2 separate regions of the Homo sapiens genome follow, and region 1 is linked to region 2. Evidence: chromatin contacts called from ENCODE Hi-C or POLR2A ChIA-PET data. All regions are on one chromosome and are shown on one strand. The core of a region is the stretch at or near the end of the contact, and the rest is flanking DNA. Distances in the headings are between cores, read along the strand shown.

Region 1 (3,970 bases), core at 1,130-3,629, 43 kb before region 2:
CAGGAGGCTGAGACAGGAGGATTGCTTGAGCCCAGGAGTTTGAGGTTGCAGTGAGCTATGATTGCACCACTGCACTCCAGCCTGAATGACAGAGCAAGACCCTGTCTCTAAAAAAAGAAAAGAAAAAAGAAAAGGAAAAAGAAAAAGGAAAGGAAGGAAGGAAGAAAAGAAAAGAAAAAAGAAAAGAAATGTATTGGCTCACAAAATCAGGTTAGTCCAGGCTGCAGCTGGTTTCAGGCATGGCTGGATCCAGGGGCTCACTGATGTCTGGATCCATACTCTCCATCTCTTTGTTTTGTTTGTTTGTTTTGAGATGGAGTCTTGCTCTGTCGCCCAGGCTGGAGTGCAGTGGCATAATCTCAGCTCACTGCAAGCTCCGCCTCCTGGGTTCATGCCATTCTTCTGCCTCAGCCTCCCAAGTAGCTGGGATTACAGGCACCCGCCACCATGCCCAGCTAATTTTTTTGTATTTTTAGTAGAGATGGGGTTTCACTGAGTTAGCCAGGATGGTCTCGATCTCCTGACCTTGTGATCCGCCCACCTGGGCCTCCCAAAGTGCTGGGATTACAAGCCACGGTGCCTGGCCTCATCTCTTCATTTTCTTTCCTCTTTGTTGGCTTTGTCAAGTTGAGGACAGGATGGCCACCAGCAGTTCCCAGCCTACATCCTATCAATACAGCAACTCCCTCAGAAAAAGAATGCTTCTTTCCCCATAACTGCTGCAGATGTCCCATGGCAGAGTCTCAGGACTTGGCCTCCAGGCCTGGAACACATGCCAGTGTCTAAAGCCAGGGTTTGGGGTTGGCCACACCAGAACCCCAGAGATACAGGGTAGGGGAGAAGTGATCTCCTGAAGTTATTAACAGAAAAAAGAGGTATTAAAAGAGGTATTATCAGAAGGGGGCATGGAAAGCCAACAGATGGCCACCTCATACCCAGGGAGTAGTGTCAGCATACACCCCTACCTCCAGACAATTCCACATTGGCCAGACTATCAGGGACAGACCTCAAACCCACGCGGGCCCAAGGCTGCTTTTCCGTGACATCACAAACTCTGCCTATTAGCTACAAGAATCAAAACAGAAAGTAAGCACTAATTGCTTCCCCACCAGTCCAGCCAAACAGAAAGCCCTTCCTGCCTGTGCTGGGCTGTCTGCACCCCAAGGAAGCTGGCAGGGGAGGGAGCAGTTCCACATCAGCCACTCTGGCCCAGGCCCAGCAGGAGTGCCTCGGAGCTGACGGAGTCCGGGCTTATAGGACAAACCCCCTAGAGGGGAAGATGCCTCTGTGGGCGCTGGGCCTCAGCAATCTAGACCTGATGGGAATCCAGAGCAAAGAGGTAAAGCTTCAGTTTTCCAGTCCAGAGCCACTGTCCCAATACTTCACCCAGGGAGGAGACTGTCAGGAAAGGTTGTCCTTGCAGGGTCAAGGATGGAAGGCACCATCCTCAGGCTGTGACCCAAACTTCATTTCCTGAGCCGTGTGGGGCAACCACCATTCACTGGGCATCTTCCCCATGCCAGGCATCACTGAGTTCTCTGCTGAAGTGTACTCCTGGCCGGGAAGGGAAAGGCAGCCACAATTTCTTGTATCTATTTGGAAGAAGCCTAGAAAGTACCCACATTCCTACAGGGAACTATGGCACCCATCAAACAAATGAGGCAACAGGCTCAGCAGGGAGCTTTACCCCAGGTTCTCAGCTCAGTGACCGCCTTGATCAGACTCCCAGGCAAAGGCTCGTCCCAGCCCAACTCCAGGAGGTCAAAGCGCTTGTCTCAGCCTTGTCCAGCGGCTAGGCTGCTGACTGAGCTGAGGGCACTTCTGATCCAGGAAGCAGGAAGCCAAGGCAGCTTAGGGCTATCTTCCAACCCAGCTCCCCAGGGAACCTGGGCAAGAAAAGCCTGAGCTGATGCCCACTGCCCCATCTCCCACTAAGGTGCTGGCTGAATCTGCCTGTACAGCCATGCTGCTTTCTGGGAAGCAGGTTTAATGGACATCGCTGCCAAGAGTGTACACTCTGCTGCAAAGTGCTGGGCCGGGGGACGGTGAGAGCCAGACTGAGGAGGGAGAGGGCCAATGCCAAGCAAGGAAGGAGCGGAGGAGTACACGGGGCCCTCCCTTCCAAAGGAAGCCCGAGGGCTGGCCCAGAGCCACTGGGCTCCGGGAAAATGGTGTTCTGAGCTCCCAGATTCTATCTCTACCCTCCACGAGCAAGGCAGGCTGGTCCTCCGGCTCTGCAGACCTGCCAGGGAACAGCTGACCACTTCCTGGAGCCGACAATGCACCCATCGTTAGCTCCCTGCGCTGGCTGCCTGCCCAGCCTGCCCGCAGGCCAGGCCTCTGGAGCTGAGCTGGGCAGGAAGGAGAGAGGGGCAGGGACAGTCTGCTAGAGACCTGGGCACCCCCAGTAGAGCTCTGTCCCTGAGGACTCAGACAAGCAAGCCCCATGCAGGGCTGTGTTCCTTCCTAGATGCCTCTGTCCAGGCAAGGAGAGCTGGGTGACATGGGCCAAGCCTCTTGAGTGTTCTGAGCCTGTTCCTCATGTGTAAAATGGGGCCAAATCTCACCGTGCCCACAGCTGGGATTAGTGCAACAGGGCAGGCTGCGGGCAGCTGTGGGTCCAGGCTGGCTGGCAGGGGACACAGAGCATTGGGAAACTAGGGGATGATGACTCACCCTGCTGGGGCAGCCCCTACCCACGCCTCAGCATACTGTGATGACCAAGTGTCCAATTATTATTAAGCACAAGAATATGCTTCTTATGATCCATATGCTCATCATGAATACTAATGACTAGTACTACTGAAACAGCACTAATCTGGAGGGTCAGAAGTTGTGTATTTTACATCTCATCTCTGCCATATTCTGTGTCTTCAGATAAGTCCCCCGATCCCCTTAGCCTCAGTTTTCTGCTTGCAAAATGAGGATCAAAAGATGACTGAGCAGCAGAGACAGTAACGGAAATGAAAGTTGGCCAACTGCAAATGGTCACATCCCTTGATCGGGCTCTGAAGGCAAAGCTGGAGGAAACCTCTTCCATCTCTAGCTTGTGGGCATTTAACCCAACAGTTCTCCTCTGATTGCTTAAGAGACTCACCTGAGGAACATAAGAAAAAAAAAAATAATAACTGGTCAGGTGTGGTGGCTCATGCCTATAATCCCAGCATTTTGGGAAGCTTGAGCCCAGGACTTCAAGACCAGCCTGGGCAACATAGTGAGACCTCGTCTCTACAAAAAAAATTTTTTAAATGGCCAGGCACTGGGCGTGGTGGCTCATGCCTGTCATCCCAGCACTTTGGGAGGCTGAGGCGGGCAGATCACTTGAGGCCAGGAGTTTGAGACCAGCCTGGCCAACATGGTGAAACCCTGTCTCTACTAAAAATACAAAAGTTAGCCGCACGAGGTGGTGGGCACCTGTAATCCCAGCTACTCGGGAGGCTGAGGAAGGAGAATCACTTGAACCCAGGAAGCAGAGGTTGCCATGAGACGAGATCGCACCACTGCACTCCAGCCTGTGCCACAGAGCAAGACTCTGTCTCAAAAACAAAAACAAAAACAAAAACAACCACCAGCCAGGCGCGGTGGCACACACCACACGCTACTTGGGAGGCTGTGGGAGAATCACTTGCACCCCGGAGATTGAGGCTGCAGTGACCCAAGATCGAGCCACTGCACTCCAACCTGGGAGACAGAGAGAGACCCTGTGTTAAAAAAACAAACAACAAATAAAAAACAACAAACAAAAACAAAGATACCAGTCTTTGGGCCCTTTCATTCCCCAGCAATTCAGATCCAATGGGTCCTGCATGGGACCAGGCATTGGCATGTTTTTAATGCTCTCAAGTGATTCTTCTGTGCAGCCAGGTCAAGAAGCAATGCAGCCGCCCACTTATAAATCAGACGGGATAAAGCCCTCTTGTCCGGCATCCTCACTGACAATTTCATCAATCCTGGTTTAGAGAGACCTGGT
Region 2 (3,819 bases), core at 143-2,642:
ATGGGGAACACACCTGTGCAGAGGAGAGGGTACAGCCTGTACACACAGCAGTGCTCGCTCCCACCTCTCTCCAGGATGGTAAACTGAGGCAATTCCAAGGACCTCCTTCAATAGGTGTTATGAGTTGAATTGTGTCCTCCCAAAAGATATGTTGAAGTCCTAAGCCCTGATACCTATGCAAGCTTACTTTGGAAACAGGGTCTTCGCAATGTAAAGACCCTATTTGTAATCAAGTAAAGATGAGGCTCGTTGGACTACTTATCTGAAACTCAAGTTTTACTGGGCATCCTGTATTCTTACTAGCCAAATCTGGCAGCCTAAGTTGGGAAGGAAAGAAGGAATATTAGGAGGAAGGAGGGAACTGGCCAGGTGCGGTGGCTCACGCCTATAATCCCAGCACTTTGGGAGTCCAAGGTGGGTGGATCACTTGAGCTCAAGAGTTCAAGACCAGCCTGGCCAACATGGTGAAACCCCGTCTCTACTAAAAATACAAAAAATAGCCAGGTGTGGTGTTGGGTGCCTGTAATCCCAGCTACTTGGGAGGCTGAGACAGGAGAATTGCTTGAACCCAGGAGGGGGAGGTTGCAGTGAACCGAGATTGTGCGACTGCACTCCAGCCTGGGCAGTAGAGCAAGACTCCATCTTTAAAAAAAAAAAAAAAAAAGAGGAAAGAGGCAATAAAGATCCAAGAGGACACAGCACTCCCAGGATTTGGAGGTGACGTCTCCTGAGCCAGGAGGCTAAGTCCAGTGAGTGAGGAACTGTCTGCCCTCCCTGGAGGACTCATGGCACCAGGGCCTGCACTGGGAGGTGGAGGGCCGGGGCCACCTGTGAAGCCACTTCCATGCCTGGAATCCTGTAATAGAGGAAGGAGCAGACAGAAGGCAGAAATCCAGGGGTCTGGTTGACTCAACTGGGGACCACCTTGGTACTTGATGGTGTGGCAGAGACAAGCACTGGCAGGTCTGAAGCCAGTCCTGAATGGAGGCATTGGGCCGTCACCCTGGGGAGCCACAGCGGCGGACATGGAGGGAGCATGGCACTGGGACCCCACTGGACCCCTAGGAAGACCTCAGTGGGAAAGAACATAGCCACACAAAGGACAAAGTTTCCAAACATCATAGCCCTGTGGCTGGAATGGTGGCATTAAAGAGGCTTCTGGGATCCACGTCTTCTCCCCTAGGGACTGAAGAGTGACACCGCCCCACTCCACCCTGCCCCTGGGGGACAGCACCAGCCACCCTGGGAACCACAAACTTGGTGGGGGGCAGGGGGGTTGCTCTTTTTAAGGGAGACCATCTGTCCCTGTGAGCCCTGGAACCAGGCCTCTTCTGCCCACCCTCCCCCAACCACAGAAACTCATGGTTCAGTCAGGCGAGAAGAGCAAACTGTTTATTTACACCTTGGTCTGTACAGTACAGCTCCCCGGGAGGAGCCTGCCACCAACAGCCTGTTCCTTTTGGGGCAGAAGCAGGTTGGAGGCAAAGAGCTCAGACCCTGGACAGCCTCAGGGCCTCACCCCCACTGTCCCCTCCCTGGGGCCCACAGGGCAGGTCCCACCCCAGCACTAAAGCTAAGCCTGTTTCCAGACAGAGCCTCCTGGGGCAAAAAAGTCAAGTTGAATCCCACAGAGTCAGAGGCCATCTAACAAACCCTTGGGCATGAGGCCACATGTGTAGTTCATTCCACGTAGGCCTCAGAAGACCCAGCCAAGAAAGTGGGAGGAGCTGGAAGGGAGCCCACAGCTGTGAGTCCTTGGCAATGCACCGTCCGCTCCGTGACATCAGTTGGTATTTAATGGCACTCTGGTCTGAGCACCTCAGCAGACAAGGAAGGGCTGGGCAGGTGTTCACAGCAGGCAGGGGCAGCAGCTAGCACCTCTTCCTTCTGCCCAAGTGGGGCCCGCAGCTGTTCTAGACACCAGATGTGGTGGCCTCAAGGCAGGCCTGTGGCCGTGCACCAGGAACCATGGACAGGGCTTCCTCTGGGGGCAGAGACAGTGCACGGAGCGGCTGCGGTCCCATGATATCCCTGCTGGGGCCAATGCCCCAGGTTAAAGAGTGATGCTTTGCCCGACATCACTAACAATGCAGGGAAAGCTCTGTGGGAGAAGCTGCTTTACACAAAGTTGCCCTTTTCTGGAATGCAAGGCTCCTAAATTAGCTGCAGGCTGGAGGAGGGACTAAGTGGGTCCTAGCCCCCCATGCTTAAGACAATAATGAAAGATTCTGTACAAAGTTACCAAGTCTACAGGCTGAGCGAGCCAAGGGTAAGTGGGGCCTGATCCTTGTGGACGAATGTGCCCGGGAGAGCTGGCCTCACCTGGGGGAGGCACGTTGAAAAAGTACACATTTACAGGGCTCGGGAAAGGCCAGGGAGATGAGACGATGTAGAAAAGGAGGCAGTGGGCAATGTGGAAAATCCTGTACAGTGGCGATGGGGAAGAAAAGGCACAAGGACAAAGACCCCAAACCATGCAGATGAAAACAGCCTGTGCAGCACAGCAAAGCGGATGGGCCCCAGCAGGAGGCAGGGTCACCCTGGGGACAACAGCACTTGGATCCTGCAGGAGACATGGCCTGGATGCCATCCCCAGCTGGTAGCTCCGGGGCAGACATCTCTACCTTACAGATGGGGAAAGGAGCAACCTACGAGGTCGGGGCAGGGAGGTCATATGGGAAACCTCGCCTGGTGAGCATGGTGACATTATACTTCCCCAGGGTCTACGCTTTTAGAAACAAATCTTTCTAGAAGGCAGCCTATTTTCTCTGGTGGGTAGCAGAGAATATGGCAGAAGGGCCTCAGAGTTGTCCTGCCATGCAGGTAGGGCAGGCTCCTGGTTCCAGCCTCTCCCGCTTCCTGCTGGCTGCCCCATTCATGTGTGCACCCAGGGCAGGAAGTGAGGACCTGGCAGGTCCCTAGGATCAGCGCTCAAAGTCATCCACTGACGGCATGGCCCTTCTAACTTGAGGCCCCTTGGCGCAGCAGACCTCAGTCTTCCTAGCCAGCAGCGTCACCCTAGAGGGGATTTCCTGGGTCCCAAAGGGAGGGCCAGAGTCTGGGAGAAAGGACTGTGGAGGATACCAGCACTGAGTCCTAAGTGGCCCCTTTCCTCAATCTAGAATCCACAGTAGCCCTTGAGAAAGAGTCGCTGTGGATCTGCTGGGCAACCAAAGTCATTTTCTTGGCATGGTGACCACGCAAAACTTTCCTGGTATGATCACATCGAAAGTTACTTTTTGTTTTTTTAAAAAAATAAAGACAAGAGTTTCACCATGTTGTCCAGGCTGGTCTCGAACTCCTGAGCTCAGGCAATCCACCTGCCTTGGCCTCCCAAAGTGCTGGGATTACAGGTGTGAGCCACCGTGCCCGGCCTAGAGTTAGTTTTTAAGTTTAAATTTGCTAATGCATTAAACCCCACCACACACACAGGACACAGAGGGCTTCATTTCTCCCAGTTTCACCTGGCCCTGCTGGCCCCTGGAGGCTTCTGCTAAGTCCCTCATTGGAACCAAGAACCCGCGCTTCTGTCCCCGCGCCCCCCCCCCCCAACTCCCCTGAACACCAGCACCAGTGGACTAGCACCTGGAGTGTCCGGTGTGTGAGTAGGATGCTGGTTTGGCTAACAGGGAACGAGCTGGGACTCCCTTTATCAACCCAGTCAGGAAACAGACCAGAAGCAAAACCCACAAAGACAGTATGTCCTCCTGCTCAGCTATGCAAATAGGTGGCAGCTGTTTCTGCGGCTGCTTTCAGGGGGACAGCCCCACCTGTCAGTTCCCTGCTGACTCTGTTCTACCTGCTCTTTGAGATGAGCCT

The links. A loop is a pair of places that touch in the nucleus more often than their neighbours do. ChIA-PET counts read pairs that join two places held with the same protein, here RNA polymerase II (POLR2A). Pooled maps may share reads with other maps.
Region 1: a loop to region 2 is called in a pooled map, with 3 times the contacts of the local background. The contact joins two enhancer-like sites. A Hi-C loop is called at or near these places in 4 of 168 maps with a recorded cell type or tissue (B cell, Caco-2, Calu3 and 1 more), 1 of 37 single-sample maps with no recorded cell type and 9 of 50 pooled maps. POLR2A ChIA-PET finds 5 or more read pairs at or near these places in 5 of 52 experiments (GM12878, K562, MCF 10A and 2 more).

The regions. Positions count from the first base shown.
Region 1 is chr17:31,579,505-31,583,474 of GRCh38, reverse strand. No RefSeq gene overlaps it. Among named protein-coding and RNA genes, the nearest start is that of MIR365B, 6.1 kb to the right of the region's middle. RefSeq lists an enhancer at 2,704-2,753. Within about 2 kb of position 2,379, at least 32 of the 41 ENCODE cell types and tissues checked have a DNase peak (open chromatin) inside an H3K27ac peak, as active enhancers do; they include B cell, where a contact is called at or near this core.
Region 2 is chr17:31,535,769-31,539,587 of GRCh38, reverse strand. RAB11FIP4 (RAB11 family interacting protein 4) reads right to left here. Exons shown (of 15, transcript NM_032932.6): 15 at 1,377-3,819. Among named protein-coding and RNA genes, the nearest start is that of MIR4724, 2.8 kb to the right of the region's middle. RefSeq lists enhancers at 1,129-1,198, 3,778-3,819. Within about 2 kb of position 1,392, at least 4 of the 41 ENCODE cell types and tissues checked have a DNase peak (open chromatin) inside an H3K27ac peak, as active enhancers do; they include B cell, where a contact is called at or near this core.